Regions from separate parts of the Homo sapiens genome. Here region 1 is linked to region 2. Evidence: chromatin loops called from intact Hi-C (ENCODE). Cell type or tissue: heart left ventricle. All regions are shown on one strand. Links, peaks and the distances in the headings refer to the core of each region. The heading gives the core; the rest is flanking DNA.

The links. Hi-C counts contacts between places; a loop is a spot of excess contacts. Peaks named below come from ENCODE experiments on the same cell type or tissue, not always from the same donor. Only the 100,000 strongest peaks of a DNase experiment are listed, where the experiment ranks them.
Region 1: a loop joins it to region 2, with 7 times the contacts of the local background. A loop is called at or near these places in 4 of 110 quality-filtered maps.

Annotation. Positions count from the first base shown.
Region 1 is chr2:60,104,696-60,113,614 of GRCh38, reverse strand. No RefSeq gene overlaps it. Among named protein-coding and RNA genes, the nearest start is that of MIR4432, 280 kb to the left of the region's middle. In heart left ventricle, for the core only: a CTCF peak has its summit at 3,647; a DNase peak (open chromatin) is centred at 6,584.
Region 2 is chr2:59,898,619-59,907,537 of GRCh38, reverse strand. No RefSeq gene overlaps it. Among named protein-coding and RNA genes, the nearest start is that of MIR4432, 480 kb to the left of the region's middle. In heart left ventricle, for the core only: no CTCF peak of the experiment used is centred there; no DNase peak of the experiment used is centred there; H3K27ac peaks cover 1,180 bases.

The DNA.
Region 1 (8,919 bases), core at 1,773-6,772, 210 kb before region 2:
ATTCAAAGTCAGCATGATATGTGATTTTCACCAGGCAATGTATAATCATATATATTGTACACATATATGTTATATAAGGGATTTGTCATAGGGAATTGGCTTTAATCAATTGTAGGACCTTATTAGGTAGGCTCTGTAAGCCTGTTGTCTTCGTGTTTGTTGTTGGAGCTTGAAGTCCCCAAGTGGTCAGAAAGGAAAGATGAATGCAAAGTGAGGGAGATGAAGAGCAAGCTCGGCCCCACAAGTACAAGCTGGAAACTTGTGAAGTTGGACTGAAACTCGTATCAGTTCTTGGTGCCTCTGACCTTGGCAGCATGAGTGTTCTGCAGAACATGATGCCCTTTGTCATGAAGCTAAACATACACGTCTGGTCCACCATTCAGAGAAGCTGAAGGAGAATCCAAGGGAAAGTAGGGCAGTTGCAGGTCCCAAGCTGCTTCACACCAATGAAGTGAGTCAGCAGATCAGCAACAGTGTGCTTCAATTACAAGGGGACTGTGCTGTCCTCCAAAATTTCCTGAAACTTTCTTTGTTACCCACCCTACCTGGGAACATACAAGAAAGGGAATTCTACAGAATTTGAAAAATGTAGTTTATCCTAGTCAAATTGACATGTTACATTGCCATCAGAAAACATTCCTTCTTGCATCACAAACCTTTAATCTAATAATCTAAGATTATTTTTCTTTAGCTTGAAACATATCTTGTAGGATCTCCTTTGGTAGACATTCATTGGTAGCAATTCTTGGCTTGTGTTTGTTTGAAAATTCTTTCCTGACATTAGAAAGATATCTTAACAGGGCATTCAATTCTAGATAAACATGACAGATATTTTCATCAACAATTTGAAGATACTTACCCCACTGCTTCAGGATGCTATTGCTACTGCCGGGTGCTCAGCTGTTAGTCTAGTTGTCATTCCTCTGAAATAATGTTATTGCTTCCTCTGGCTGCTTTTAAAATCTACTTCTTGTCTTTGGTATACAATATTATCACAATCATGTATCTAGGTGTGTATTTCTTTTTATTTTTTTGAGCTCAGGATGTATTCTACATTTTGAATCTGATTTATTAGTGTTGGTAAGTTTTTGTTTCCATTATCATTCTTATTTTTACATACTGTCTCTACTTCATCATCTTTTTATTGTCATTCCAGACTTTCAATTGGTTATATGTCAGGGCTATATAAGAGTTTTCCATTTTTGTTTTTTTTTTTTAAAATTAGTTTAATTGCATTGTGCTTAGAGGCTGTGACCATTGAAATTCTTTGAAATTTGCTAAGATTTGCTTTATGACTGAGGTTGTGGATTTGAAGAGGTCTGAAAGTGAAGTTGTTTTCAAATCTTGTCTTATTTAATGATTTAAGTATTTTTGTACAGAATTATACTTTATAAAAATTGAAGGCAGTGACCATATGCCTTCAATTTTTATGTCTATTACACCTAACACATGTCAAGAATGCATACTTATATGTATGGCAAACTATGATTCTAGTCCCAGCTCAGCTACCTACTAGCGGATGCTCTTGTGGATGTCTTGCTGGGTTGTTATTGGGCTCTTCTGGGAAGTCTAGGTACCAGTTTGCTCCAGCATGAAAAATAACTTGAAAATTTCTTGGAAAATAACTTATTTTCCTTGGAATCTAGCTTTCCTGTTGTAGGATATTTCTACCTGTGTGCAAACTGGGATTCCTAGCATACTGGTAATATAAGTGAATTTAACTTATAAGGAGCCTCAAAAATTTTGTATGAATTTTCCCTGGTGCTGAGTATGTATTTATTTCATTGTTAATTATTTTCCCAGAATCTGGAATGCACAACGAATAATTTTCAAAGTACTGTTTAAAGTCTGTTTTGTCAGCATCTTAGTCTATCGCAAAACCTTTTTTTGTTGTGGCTCTTCTTTTATTTCTTGTTTTCAGTTTTTTCAACAATCTTCTCTTTTTGTTAAAGACTTACAGTGCAAAATCTTAAATAAAAGAATGAATGGCTAAATGAATCCCTATGAGTGAATAAATATGATGCTTTGGCCAGTTGGGCCCAGTCACAATTGACACTCCATGTGGTGGAGACCGAAGGACTAGAATCACCATTCCAAAGGATTAAAGTTTAACTCTTACCTTTACAATAGGATAGTGATATTCTTGGGACACAAGAGGGCCAGACTCAGAAGGCAGCTGGTTTGATAACATTCCAGAGACCACCTATGGCTTCTGTGTGCCCCCGGTGGGGGGTAAGAGGCCACCAGTACCCTGGACACCCTTTCTTGTTTCAGAGCAGCATGGAAATGTTCTTGGCCTGCTGTCTAGAGGTCATCCTTCCAAACCTGCTAGAGCATCTTCAGCTGAGTTGCCCAATCCTGTTCATCTTGGAAACTACAAAAATGATGGGTGGAGAGAGATGAGCTGGGATACTTGGCTATAAAAGTGTTGGCCAGAGAGTTGATAGCTCCTGTAAAGTCTTCATGCAGTACCAGGCACACAATGAGGTCTTATTTAAAATCAGTTATCACCAACATTGCCACTGGCATTGCAATTCTGATAGAATCCTGTTTGTGCATTTATGCTAACCACTCCCCTTCCTCTACCTCAGGTGATGTGTATCCACATTGGCTACATATGGGGCATTACTTGTTTTGTTAAAAACACTTAGATTAACTCTCTTTCTCCTATTGCTGTCTCCCTCTCCTTTCTCTTTTTAATAAAATATGAGCTAGGTATAGAATCAGGTTTATGGGAGGGGACCTCATAATTTGAATATCCCCCCATATTCAAATAAAAAGTTATTTGAATACATTGAAGAATTCACAGCAGCTTAGCCAGGATGTACCCGTTTCCTCCCATAACTCACACGATTATGCTAATTCAGAAGAAATGTGTTGATGCACTATTAAAAAGCATGATCTGTTTTCAGCTTGTGGGTAAAGAGGAGAGCAGCAGCCTTTAGTGGCCGTGTCAGTTTTGCCCGTATTATTATGTGCAGATGTGCCAGCTGCCAGTAGGCATTTTCTCTCTGATAGCGCTAACCACTTAACCGTGGGTCAGCGAGGTGCAGCTCTCAGCCAATGGATCTAATTGCAATCCTTCTATGTTCCCTGTGATTGCAGGTTTCTCCAGCTCTATAAACAAATAGTAATCAACTAAACCTGTTACCTCTGAGTAGAGATGTCACGATATGAAATATTAACTGTTCAAAATACAGTAATGATGGTAAAACTGTATTTGTTTCTTGAAAATAAAGAAAAAAATTTAAAAAAGAATGAAAAATCAGAAGCCCAAGAATTGGAATTCTAAAGGGCCCTCTGGCTCTTTTCCCTCGACATAATGAAAAATTGCATATGTATATGGCATGTTTTATGTGGTCAGATACAGCGTAAATATTGTGTACATCTTTTGCTGGAGTAACAATGCATTAGCAGCATCACAAATAAGCTCTGCCTCAGCATCTACATTTTTATGACATTTTTATGTTAATGCAAGTCAAACTTATGTTTTGTGATGTATCTAATCCACCCCAAATTAATCCATTTGTATTCCTATAATCCAATCAGCTCTAGCCTCCCCTGCTGAAAAGTTAGATATAAAGTCCAAGGCAGAAATATGGCAGTATGTCTGGGCCCAGGGAGGCTTTGGTTTTAGGGGATAATTTTCTCTTTTGGCACATGGAGGCAGTGTGGGTTTAGATGGGTGGCTCTGGATAGGGTCAGTGGTGGAACAGGGGTGGAGGAGTTATCCTATGGCTTGAAGTTACCAGTGTTAATAATACAATGCCTTCGTACACTTTATTATCTAATCTTATTTTTGATGTCATTTAATAACTTTCTCATCCATTCCAACTGATAGTCTTTGCCATGTTTCCTAATCTCTGTACCAGGATTCTATCAAGTACTTAATGTATGCTAGGTATTGTGCTAAGCATTTGTTGAGTATCTGCAGGGTACAATGTATGTGCAACATTTACTGAGTATTAACTGTGTAGAATGTGTATGCCAGAGCTGGAGACCAGCTTTCACCTAGAAGTTCTATTTTGCCCATATCAGCCCACTAAAGATGGAATAACCACCAGAACTTGTTCAGAAGTTTTGGATCATGGTGCAATGCCCTTTCTTGATTTTTTCTGAGACTGAGCTGGAGATGAATGAATACCTCCAGAAAAGTGACACGGAGCTATTTAGTGTAGTAGAAGAAACACTAGACTAAGGAATCTTGAGTCTAGATAGAAAAGCATATTGATGAACAGCCCACACTTTTCAAATTAAAGAAGACATAAATAAATGGAAAGACACCCTACATTTATGGATTGGAAGACTTAATATTGTTAAGATGTCAATACTACTCAAAGTGATCTACAGATTTAATGCAATCCCTTTAAAAATTCCAATGTTTTTTTTTGCAGAAATAGAAAAACTCATTCTAAAATTCATAATCCACATAGAATTTTAAGGGACCCCAAATAGTCAAAATAATCCCGAAAAAGAAAAAAGCTAGAGGATTCACACTTCTGGATTTCAAAACTTTCCATAAAGCTAATCAAAACAGTGTGGTACTGGCATAAAGACAGCCAGATAAACAAAAGGAATAGAGTATGGGGTCCATAAATAAACCCTTATATATATATGTGATCAAATGATTTTGACAAGCATCAAGACCTTCAGTGGGGGAAAAGACAGTCTTTTCAACAAACGGTGCAGAGAAAACTGGATATCTACATGCGAAAGAATAAAGTTGGACTCTTATCTAACACCATACACAATCATTAACTCAAAATCGATCCATGACCCAAATGTAAGACCTAAAACTACAGAACCCTTAGCAGAAGACATAGAGCAAAATCCCCATGACAGTGAATTTTGCAGTAACTTATTGGATATGACACCAGAGGCACAGGCAACAAAAGAAAAAATAGACAAATTGAACTTCATTATATAACATTGTGCATCCAAAGACACTATCATCAGATATCAGCTCTGGTATGAAAAAAACCACTATCAATGCAGTAAAGTGGCAAACCCACAAAATAGGAGAAAATATTTGCAAATCATGTATCTGATAGGTACTAACACCACGCTATGCAGACAACTTCTAAAACTCAACATCAAAAACCCAAACAATCCAATTCAAAACTGGGCAAAGGACTTGAATAGATATTTCTCTAAAGAAGGTGTGTGAATGGCTGATTAAACACATGAAAAGATGCTCAGCATCACTAATCATTAGGGAAATGCAAATCAAAACACAATGTGATACCTTATACTCACTCACTAGGATGGCGACTATCAAACACACACAGAGAAAACAAAAAGTGTTCATGAAGATGTGAAGAAATGAGAACACTTGTGCACCATTGGTGGGAATGTAAAATGGTACAGATGCTGTGGAGAATAGTATGGTTCCGCAAAAAATTAAAAATAGATTTACCATATGATCCAGCAATTCCACTTCCAAGTATATATCCAAAAGAATTGAAAGCAGGGTCTCTAAGAGATATTTGCACAACCGTGTTTATAGCAGCATTATTTATGATAGCCAAATGTGGCAGCAATGCAAGTGTCCATGGACAGATGAATGGATATAAGCAAAATGTGGTTTATGCATACAATGAAATATTATTCAGCCTTAAAAAGGGAGGTTACTTTGATCAATACTACAACAGAAGTGAACCTTTAGGACATTATGCTAAGTGAAATAAGTCAGTGACAAAAAGACACATACTATATGATTCTACTTCTAAGAGGTAGCTAGAGTAGTCAAAATTATAGAGACAGAAAGTAGTGTGGTGGTTGCTAGGGGCTGGGGAAAAGGAAAACGGGGAGTTATTGTTTAACCGATAGTGGTGATAGTCGTACAACAATATGAATGTAATTTATGTCACTGAATTGTACACATACAAATGGTTAAGATAGTAAATTTTATGTTATATGATTTTACCACTATAAAAAAATTGGAAAAATGTCTGTGCTTTTAATAGAAATGCTATACAATCAATATGCTGTTGTAGGGTTCAAATTCTCACCCTACCACTTCACTTACCAACTCAGGAAAATGATTTCACTTCTCTGGGACTTGGTTTTCTTATCTATTAAATGAAGATAACATAACTCATTCAGTTGTTGAGAAATATTGAGTGAAGGTATGTAAAATAATATCTGGCACATAGGAGAAACTTAATCTGTGTTAGCTACTGGCATTGTTATTTATAGAGTTTTTGAAGTTTAGAACAGTGAGAGTCCTTTAGGCCAAGCTTTTAAAATCTAACAGATGAAGAGAACTGTAGGACTGAGGCCCAGAAGAGCTAAATGGCTTAGTCATAGTCACACAGCTACATGGGATGAAGCCAGTATAAGAACCTTGGTTTCCAGATTCCCAGGACGGTGCCTTTCTAGTGCATCTGACTGCCTTTTTATTTTTATTTTTTTGCAGAGAACAAATATAGGGGTTAATATAAAAAGACTGTATCTTTGTGACTGCCCTAAAGCATGTAGCTCAGGACAGGTGATCACTGACCACCTCTTAGCTTCAATGATCTTGAGATGAAGGTGCAGTGTGTTCCCTGGCAGCCTTTGGTGATGGACGTCAGGACCAAAGCCAGCTGGCTTGAGCTCCTCCCTCCATCTGTATCCTGAATAGGCCCTTCCCCTGAGCACTTTTCCCAACTGCCCCAATCTCTGCTGATGTTTAGATGAATCAGCTGACAATTACCTGGGGGATGTCTGGAGGAGTCCAGGAGCTTCCAGGAAACAAAGGATAGAACTCCCATCTTAACTTTGCTCAGAGCTGGGTTTGCACAACTCCAAACATCTTGCCAGAGTTTGATCAATCAAGTTCTGGTGGGCAGCAAAAGGAAAGAGGCCTCAATTTAGACTGGAACCAAAGACTGAGGATTTTTTTTCTTTTGTTCCATGATTTCGGCTCTCTGTAGAAATGGCCTCCACTTCTGTGTGATTCTTTGTCTCTCCACTGCTTTAACCCTCTTGATTCATCTCATGTCTTTGCCCGTGAGGTTATAAGGTTGCTTTGACCGGGTCAGGAAATTGTAGGACAGAGGCTCCTGCCAACTGAGACCGCAGGATAGGACTTTCTTCCTTGAGCTCTCTGGCATGATGCAGGATTGGAATCTTCTGTCAATTTGCATGTAGCTTTAGTGGGTCCATGTGGTTTATATTCAGGGGAACATTGTCAGTTATTTATATGAGAGGAGAGAAAATGGTGGTGGTGGCAGTGGTGGTGGTGGCAGCAGTGATGTGTGTGTGTGTGTGCACGTGTGTGTTTGCGTGTGTGCAAAGGTGGGGGTGGGCTTGAAGGGATGGAATTGGCTTGAAAATCTGCAGTGGGCTCTTTTCTCCTTTAACACTGATGCTGGGTAATTAGCAAAATGTGCACAGGGTTTTATCCATATTCATGCGCCCTTTCTCACAAGCATAAACAATCCAGTCTCTATTATTTCCTTGCGTGTGCAGCTCCCCCCTCCCTGCCACCTGCAGAGCCCTGTTCTGCTCTGTTCACATCATTCGGGCTCTGGTTGGGGGTGGGGTAGCCTGGGCGTGGGCGTGGGTGGAGGACTCCACAGAGAGCAGAGGGAGCAGGTCTTCTCCAACGCAGCATCTGTGCCAGGCTGGAAACTTTAACAAAGCGCATTCACAGCTATGATTACACACAATCTTTAAGAGAACCCTATGGAGTAGGTAGGGTTGCATAATTATTGCTGTGTGAAAAAATAGAAAGTGAGGCAAAAAGATGGGGCTATTCATTGGTTTGCTCTTCCAGATCCATTTCCCCTTGCTGCTTTGCCTGGCTCTCTGCTCTTGTAGGCTGACCTCAAGGGACCCCTTCATCCCTTGTAGATTTTATGTGAGATTAGACGGCACTAGGAGGCAGAGGTTGAGGTTTTATTACCACCTGTCTGGTGGTGGCAGTACCTGTGTTCCCATAGATGGCCACATTGCTATTGGTGGCTGCTTTTCCACACCTACACCTTCCACTATTTTTCAGCAACCTTTTTGAATCATCTTGCCCCATTCAGATCTACAGCTGTTAAAGACTTAGTGTGGATGCTAGCCCCTTTGCCATTTCTTACTGGTTCCCTGAATTCTCCCCACATATCTATAAAAAGTTCTTTCCTGCATTCTTCTCTATTAAACTCTTTGAGTAAGCAGCTGATGCCTGCTGGGACCTCAAATGGCAAGATGAGTGGCTTGCCAGTTACCACACAGCTAAGTAGGGAAAGCCCAGAATTCCTCCTTGTTCATCTGGATTGTTTTTGTTAGGTCACGATGTCTCATCACTGCATCACTGGTGTCTTCTTCATTCCTTCTCAGCAGGCTGTGAAACCACCAGCAAATAAGAGATTTGGATCCTGTCCCATCTTTCCCACTCTTTATGAATATTGGATTTCATGGTCTGACTTCTTTGTAGAAGCAGGAACCCAAGCGTGGGCATAGACAGTGTGAATGGTATGAGAGAAATTCAGGTTTTTTTTTTTTTTTTTTTTAAACCTGTCTGTTCTGTCATCTGAGGAAGTACCACATTTATGAGTGCAATGCAAGGAGATGTGGGTGGAGTCGTACAGTCAGAAGTAGCAGATGATGATCATGTCCATTCACTTTCAATTCTAATCTCTCCGTGCACTTGGGGATTTGCTAGCCTCTCTGAATTCAGCATTTGGGCGGTGTGATCACTGCGTTTTCCTCTTTCTTCATACATGACGTGAGAGCAAACTGCCCACCCAAACACTCTACTTCATAATGCAACAGGGTGAGATCGGTCTCTACCACATTCATCTGACTTAACAGTCCCCACTCTTCTTTCCCTCACCTGGTGCACAGGTGGAGACAAGTAAAACACATGCTTCGCGGGGTTTCCAGGGTGAAGGGCAGAAGGAAACTATACTATGCTGCTCTGTTTTCTTGCTTTCTTTGAAAGGA
Region 2 (8,919 bases), core at 2,572-7,571:
ATTCTTGTTTTTTGTGTGTGTGTTTGTTTGTTTTGTTTTGTTTTGTTTTTGAGACGGAGTCTCGCTCTGTCACCCAGGCTGGAGTGCAGTGGTGCGATCTCGGCTCACTGCAAGCTCTGCCTCCTGGGTTCACGCCATTCTCTTGCCTCAACCTCCCAAGTAGCTGGGACTACAGGCGCCCGCCACCACACCCGGCTAATTTTTTGTATTTTAGTAGAGACGGGGTTTCACCATGTTAGCCAGGATGGTCTCGATCTCCTGACCTCGTGATCTGCCTGCCTCGGCCTCTCAAAAGTGCTGGGATTACAGGCGGGAGCCACTGCTCCCAGCCGGAATTCTTTAAGTGATTTACTAAGGTTATGTTTTCAACAGATTGTTAGATCAGTCTGATCATCTCTGTTCAAAAAGAAGAAAAGAAAAGCTCATTCAAATAGTCGACTGAGTTTTAATCGCAATAGTCTTTACTCAGATATTGCCCTCTGGGAGATGTCTTCACTGACCATCTTACTTAAGGTTGCATAACCTTCCACTCTGCACATACTTTCTGTCTTCTTTTCTGGGCTTTATTTGTCTTCAAAGTACATACCCATTTGGCCTACTACAGATCTTAACTATTTGCTTGTTGCCTTTCCCTCCAACCCCCAACTGCCCACCACACATATGATGTCAACTCTCTGAAGGCAGAAGTTTCTGTCTGTTTTAGTCACTGAATCTCCAGGGCCTAGAATGGCATAGGATATATAGTAGTCAATCAATCAATACTTATTTAATAAGTACATGGAGTGAATGGATTTGATTTATCAAGCTGTTTTTCTTAATGTGTAACATAAATTTAGATGTGAGTAATTAGCCAAAATTATTCTTTTTTGCCCTCTATCTCTTCTTGTCGTAACCACTTTGGTCACTTTCTTTTCCACATGTTGCTCCTTTAACAATCTATGTGACACCAAAATGTGGGGCAAGACACAAAAAATTTATCATTTAAGTTATTCCACCTCACGTCGACCAAGAAACTGGTTGTATCAGGAAAATTTCCACCTTCCAACTGGTTGTTCCAACTCTTGGAGGACATCACTTCTGTTTTCTGCACTGTAATTTAGCCTTCGTGGCTTGCTCGCCTGGGAGTCTGATCACAGGACACTTGACACATTCCCCAAAGTAAAAGACCTTAGGTGGGTAGCATCAGGCTGCCATACTGGAGTGTTGAAGCCTGAGGCCTGAAAGTGCTGAATTCTGCAAAGCTTGCCGTCTGTTGACCCTCTGTGACACAAACACAATTTATATTATACATAGCTATTGATCATCAATAGGCACTAAAAACCTAGTCACCATGTGTGTCTTATCCATCTTTTGTTTCTGGCGGGGAGAGAAGAAGTGGGAGAATGAAGAAAGGCATGATGTGCTGAATAATGCTTGAATCAGTGTAACTGAGTATACTTTGGCTTTTTGCTCTAGGCTTTTTTTTTTTTTTTTTTTTTCCCTGCATGAAGCATCTACCCTTCTTTACTTTCCTTCCCTCTTTGGCTTTCTTTTGGCTGAAGAAACATGCCTTACACCTGCTGGTATGTTTTTATGAGATGTTTGGGATTTTCTAGGGCCTTCCCCAGAGGTGACTATGTTTCGGTGGTGAGTGAATAATGCAAAACAGTCTACAGACTGTATGCACTGAGTAATCACTGGGAATTCTTCAAAACGATCTCAGGTTGGTAAAATTTTCCACAGAAAATAATAATAACAGTAACAATAGCAGCAACAGCAATAATAAACAAGATATGCCCTGTATGCTTCCACCCAATTATTAGCTAATAATGCATAATTATGAATAATTCCACTCTTTAAATGCAGATTTTAAATAGCAATAACCATTTATTTTATGTTTTCACGTTATTTTCCTGCACGTCCTTTATGTCAATTATGTGTTTTCAGGCACATCTGATTGTGCTGTGCTGTGGTTGCGATGGTTTGGTAATTGTACATTAAAAAAAAAAACAACAACACGTGTTTAGTATAAAAATTAATTACGTTAAGCATTCCTACTAATTTTGCCAGGCAAAAAAAAATGGCATCCCACAAATTTTCAGCATAAAGCGGGTGGCCAGCCTACTTAGGAGCTTTATGATCTGTGGCTGGGTTTTGTGAGTGAGCTCTGTCAAGGCAGTTTTCTCCAAACTGGAGACGGAATGCAGTGGACGGCAGTCTGCCCCTGCTCAGTTCCCTGTGTTCCCTTAAAATTTGTCTCTGGCCTCCATCTAATCAACCACTTCCCAATTATGATTATAATAACAGCGCTGAAAATATCATTTTGAAATATCGCTGCAATCCAAATTGACAGAGCTCCTGCCAGCAAGCTGGACGGTCAAGGATGTAGCTTCCTTCCTTTGGTTTGGTCCTATTTATAAGGGGTTGATCCCTGGTAATAATGAAGAAAAGCATTAGATATGCTATAGAAATCTATCCAGAAAATCCATGGGAGCAGGAAGGGCGCTTGGGGAGGGGAAGAAAGGAGGGGAAAAACCAGGAGGAATTGGATGAAAAAAAAAAATTCTGCTCAATATTGCAATCTTTCGGGAATATTTTCTTATGATGCATTAAAAATATCTGATTCTTAAAACAATTTTCTGCTCCTGTAACTCAAAATAGCGTTCAGTAAGGGGGAGGGGAAATGTAGCAATTAGTTGGCTTTTTTCCTGAGGTTTTATTACTTTGATTTTTTGATTTAATCAGCCACGAATACAACTACCAGCAGACGGTGACTTTTCCCTGAAATGTGCTTCCTGCCCAGAACAGTGGCTTGTGATTGTAGGTTAATGTTAATGAAACATGAAAAGGCAGACCCTTTTTAGGAAATTTGTTATTAACAAATAAAGGCTTGGTAACATTTAGAATCACACCAGGAATCACACCATCGGAAATATGGCTGGAGCAGATCCTAGAGCCAGCCTGCCATGCTCAGTGACAAATTTGTTTACATCTTTTAAAAGTTCTGACTCGGTACAGACAAGGTGACTTCCTACTTTTCTCATTCATGTTCAATTCACAAACATAAAGAGACTCTGAGCCATTAGGGAAGCTTTCATTTTGGCTGGGGAAGGATGAAATGATAGTGATAGTGGCTTTCATAGCAGAAAATAATTGTATAGTTTTCTTATTATTATTTTTGGCAAGGCACGCACGTTTCGGCTTTCCGATGTATTACATCATTACATTGTATAATGCATCATAATGATAGAGTGAATAGAGATGAAGAAACGCCAGCGTCCGCTGCAAGTTTAAAGAGAGAGACATTGCATGTATTTTCATCTGGGGAGGCTGCTGTTCAGCGAAGTGTTCTCTGAGATGAAACAAAGCTGCCTTCCCACTTGGCATTCACATTAATTGTGGGCTTGCCAACCGGCCAGTTTCATTGGTGTATAAATTAGTAGGGAATAATTCCACCTGTCTGAAAAACCAGAATATCTGAGGAATGCTTCCTGAGATGGTGACTTATTTGTTTTTCTGTGGTTTGCACTCAGCTCTTAGAAAACCTCCAGGATCTGCTAAACACAAAAAAAATCTGTGTTCTGCCCTGGCATACCTGTGTGAGAGGTAATGGCTATCATTACAACAAATAGAAGTTTTATTATTTTCAACAGCGTATTTTTGAGATGTATTAAAATAAATCATTTTCAAATCCTCATTATTGTAAAATGAAAGTCCACTGAGGTCCCCTGAGAGAAAATTTAAACTTATGGATTTCTATTAATAACAATAATAGGAAATATTAGTTGAGAGTCAACGATGGTCTAGGAGCTGCCATTTGGGATGTATCAGTGGGGTGCTAAGATAGGTGACTGCGAAGGAAAAAAATATTTAGTTCATTTTTTGTTATATTTATTTGTTATTGCAGTGTGGGATAAATGCTTTCTCAGTGACTAAAATTTTTTTTAAATAATCCAAATTTAGCCAAACGTAGTTGACACTGCCTTCTAAAATGTCCTGTATTTCTTAGTTCTAGGACAGGCAATTACAAGGACTATAAATATGGGGTCCAGGGCTTTCAATGCCCTTTTAACCTTTTACAATTAAAATTAACTGAATCTTAAACATTCAGTTTTTCATTCCATAATTGTGAGCTGGTTGTGTGCTTTGTATTGTGTTGGCACCAGGGATATAAATGTGAAAAAGCAGACCTGGACTCTCTCTCCTTGCAGCTTACAGTCTAGAGGTGGATACTTCATTACACCAAAACAACAAAAACAAAAACCGAATCACACCAAACCTTGACACTTCTTGCCATACGGGGGTTTTCACATTTGCATCAATACTATTCTAATAGTCACTTTTTGTTGGACCAATCAGCCTTGAACTTACTGAGAAGGGCCACATTGATCTTAATATTTGTTGTGTAGCTTTAAGCCTTGGCAGAAAAGAAAAGAAAAGAAAAGAAAAAAACAAACAAAAAACAACAGCAACATTAAACCAGTTAGTTGGAGACAAAATGCATGGCTGTTTCCACTGTCACTTATTTATTTGGGCATTTATTTTGGCCCAAAGATACCCAGATTTTCTGTCTTTTAGATAATGAAGTACTTTGGGTTTTCTCCACTCATGCAGTACAAGGTTTACATAACCAAATACAATGGAGATGTATTTAGTTATTGAGACAAATTGGATTCCTTAGTTAGTTACCTAGCTAGTTAGTTAGCTAGCTAGCCAGCTAGTCTGTCATTTTGAGTGTTTGACTGTATGTGTCTGTATCTGCACACATTATAGCTGCCAAGCACTTTATCATTTATAAAAAACAGTTTTAAAATGCAGTACCTTGTTTGCATAGTGGCTAAAATCATGGGCCTTGGAGTCATATCAATAAATATGCTTGGATTCAAATAGTGGCTCCACCATATATTTACCAAGTGACCTTAAATTCTGTAAGCCTCAGTGTCCTCCTTGTAAAATAAGGGTAATAGCCATTTCACAGGTTTGCAATGGGAGTAGATGAGGTATTCCATTAAAATAGCTTATAGGAAACAATGAATGGTAGCTAATATTTTTGTTGTTGTTTTATAAAATAATTTCTAACCCTTATTAGAATTTAATGAAGCAGGCTACTAATGATCTCATTAGGTCCTCCTATTTATTTTTATCTCTACATGACTGTAAAGGCAGACTCCCTTTCCTAGAATTCCTACTTTTCTTTTCTCCAATTAAGTATTTTCTACCCATTTCTTAGAGCTCAATTAAATACTTCTTTCCTGACTTTAGTGCTAAGTTAGATACATTGTTCCATAACAAGTATTTATTATGCCAGTGCTGTTTTAAGTGTTGGAAATACAGTGATATTAAGAAGAGACTATAGTCCCTGTCACCATGCAGCTTACATTGTATCAGAGGAGGCAAACTTTCCACAAATATTGCTAAGATAAGTTTTTACTTCAGGTTGGGGGACACGCTTAGAAAGTGAAATACAGGGTATTAGGAAAGCATATTCCTAGGGACTGCTATGGTCCAGGGTTGGAAAGATTTCCTTGAGGAGGCAGTGTTGAGTTGAGACCTAAAAGATAATGAGGATTAACCCAAGGGAAGAAGGCAGGGCAGGGTGGGCAGAGAATCTAACATGTTCTCCACCTATGCAAAACCCTGAGGAGCATGCAACCTGCTTTCTAGGAGCCTCTGGTTTAGGGGGACACCTTTCCTGACCACTCTTGTGAAGAGCAAGTTGCCTTTTCTTTGCCTTCCAGGAATGCTCACTGTCAGAACTATTTATTTGGCTTCTTTCCAAATATACCTTGTTCATCCATCCATTCATTTATTCAACAAACATTGATAGAACATCTAGAGAAATCTCAAGTAAAGAAAACTTATGTGTTCTACATGCCATTTATATAACCATTTTTTTTTTCTTTTTTTGAGACAGAGTCTCACTCTATTACCCAGGCTGGAGTGCAGTGGTGCAATCTCGGTTCACTGCAACTGCTGCCTCCTGGGTTCAAGTGATTCTCCTGCCTTAGCCTCTCGAGGAGCTGGGACTACAGGTGTGCTCCACCTCACCCAGCTGATTTTTTTTTTTTTTTAGTAGAGAGCAGGTTTCACCATGTTGGCCAGGCTGGTCTCGAACTCCTGACCTCAGGTGATCCACCCGTCCTGGCCTCCCAAAGTGCTGGGATTACAAGCATGAGCCACTGTGCCCAGCAATATCCAAATATTTTTAAGGTATATTTTTATAACTCTAGATCTGGTGGTGTTTACTACATTACAGCCCTGATAGCAGGAGACATGTCTTTCATCATTGCTGCCCCTTTCGGTGACTCACACATACTTGGCACTCAATAGATATCAGTGACCCCCAGTGACCCCTGTGCTGATCTCTCACATGGCCATTATCTGCTGCACTTTTAAAAAATCCCTGGCAACATCCTGCAATGTTGAATGTTTCTAGCCTAACAAAAAACATAATTAGGAAGGTAAATCTGCTGAAGCTGAAACAAATCATTTAATTCATTCCACAAGCCAAATGGAAAATGATTTTGAGATTATCCACCGTATTGGGTTATCTGCTCTACTGCTCTGTACCATTAGCTCAGGCAGTTGGGAATTGCTTGCAATTCACAAAGAAGCAGATTGTGTTTGGTTTGCGTTGGCTGTGTACCCTCTTCTGAAGTGGCTGCAAGTCCTCTCCAATTCAGCGAAGGCAGCCAGTCAGGGTGGCCACTAAGCCAAGTCTCTTTCTCTCATGTTGGTGCTTCTGTGTGGTGTGCAGCACATGTGTACATGTGTGTGCCTGCCTTCTTCTACCTAGTCCCCCATCAGCTGAAGGTGGTACCTGGTAGATACTTACTCATTTAACGTTTGGGGTGAAACAGGGCTTCTTATTAACTTTTCACCTTTCTTAGAGGTAAAAGTGACTTGATACTGCCCTATCTAAGGTCATGTTCCTTTCATAAGAGGTAAATAATGCCTTTGTTTTTCAGAGATTTTGGTGAGGCTTCCCAGCCATTCAGAAGCTCCCTTGCCCACAGGAGAGGTTGGGGTGCTGAGCATTTTAGCAGTTGCATTTACTCAGCTGCTTTCATGGATTTCAAACATCTGCTCTAAGACCTCTTTCAGCTTCCCTGGCTTTTCAAAGACCATATGTCTAATATGACATATGAATAGGGTAATCCCATCATGAGACACTTCTCTCAAGGTTTGGGGAAACCTACCCTTAGACCACTGTACCTTAATTCAATGATCACATTGAAAGGGAACAACTGATAAAAGCCTTGTTTGTGAAAGGTGCAGTTCTAAGGTAACTGGGGCCCAAAATGGCAGATTTAAAGAGGGTTCAGATTTCTATTTGCAAAACCTGGGAATGAGTCCTTTAGAGTTACAGCAAAGAAGATGGGAAACATATTGATAGATGAGTAGATAGGAAGAGAGATGATTATTAGGTACATAAGAAATTGCTTTTCCTTTATGCACTTGCTTCCAATATAGCTAAAAATTAGTCTTAAAGAATTTTCTTTACCACATTTTGTCCATGAGTCTGAGGCTGCTTTCTGTCCTTTAGAGTCTGAGGCCTCTTTCTGTCCTTTCAAGTGGTGTCACTGGTGATTTGCAGGCCTGGCTGCACCTGAGAGGCCAGTATGGGCTATTCTGGCGAGGCTCCTGTTAGACCAAGAGAGGCAGACCCAGGCTTGGCAGGTGCCACGCTTTATTAGGAAGGCTAATCATGTGGTTGGCTGCATGTTCTCAAAATGTAGGAAGGCTGAAGTCTTCAGGAGAAACAACTCAATAAAAAGAAAACACCTGACTCAAAGCAGGTTATTTAAATTGTGTGGGCAATTTGCTAATATCACAGTACAAATGACGCTTTTCTTATGCTAACCCAGATAGAATAAAAGACAACTTAGAGAGTCTCATTAAAAGCACCATAACTTTTATATCAAAAATATTGCTGCAATCTAAATGCAGGATGATTCCATCTACATTAGCATACTTTTATAAAAGCATGAGAAAAGCCTCGAACCTATAAATCTAGCATGATGATAGGGTGGCATCCCATAATGTAAACTATCACCTAGACTTTTTGCTCAGGGAGAAATCTCAAGCAATTCTTTTAAGTGTTCTTTAATAATCTCTAATAGCACTGAAGAATACTATCTACATGAACTGTGATAGCAATTCCCCTCCATGCATCTTTTCTCCATCCCTATGCCGCTACTTAAAAGTTGGCTAAAAAGGTAAGGGCATGTGGTAACAGCCAGTAAGAAGCCAGGACTCTCAGTCATACAGCCACAAGGAACTGAATTCTGCCAACGACCAGGTGAACTTTAAAAGAGGACCCCAATCTCACACCCTCACTGACCCCGTGATTGCAGCTCCATGAAACCCTAAGTAGAGAACCGAGCTAATGTGCTCAGACCCCTGACCTGCAGAAACTGTAAAATAATTAATGTATACTATTTTAAGGCACTTAATCTGTGGTAATTTGTTAGACAGCAACAAAAACTAAGGCAACTGTACTCTTTATAAAATATTCCATCATAAAACTTTTAAATGGAAAAGTCCCTGGGCACTGCCATAGGATTCAAAGTACCTGTATAAAGTTGCAGCTTACACACAATTTCTGACCTATAATCATGACAGCATCAAGCAAGGTGTGACTGTACTTCTGTTGCCACCTGATTGCCTCTACCTCCAAGGAAGTCCTTCGATGGTGGAACTGTCTTGTGTCTATCCCATAGCATCACCGCTCTTCCTGACCCCCTTTTCAGTTGTCTTAGCACAGAGACATTTGATCCAAGTAGGAATTATTAGCCCTGAGGGGCCTAGGAGGAGGGGTAGAAAATAACAATCCCCTTTCCCTACTAACAGCCCTAACCCTCCCAGAATTTCAACTAAAGCTGCACATTGAGAATCTACAAGGTTATCCAGGCAGACTTTCATGCTGGCCCTTTCCTG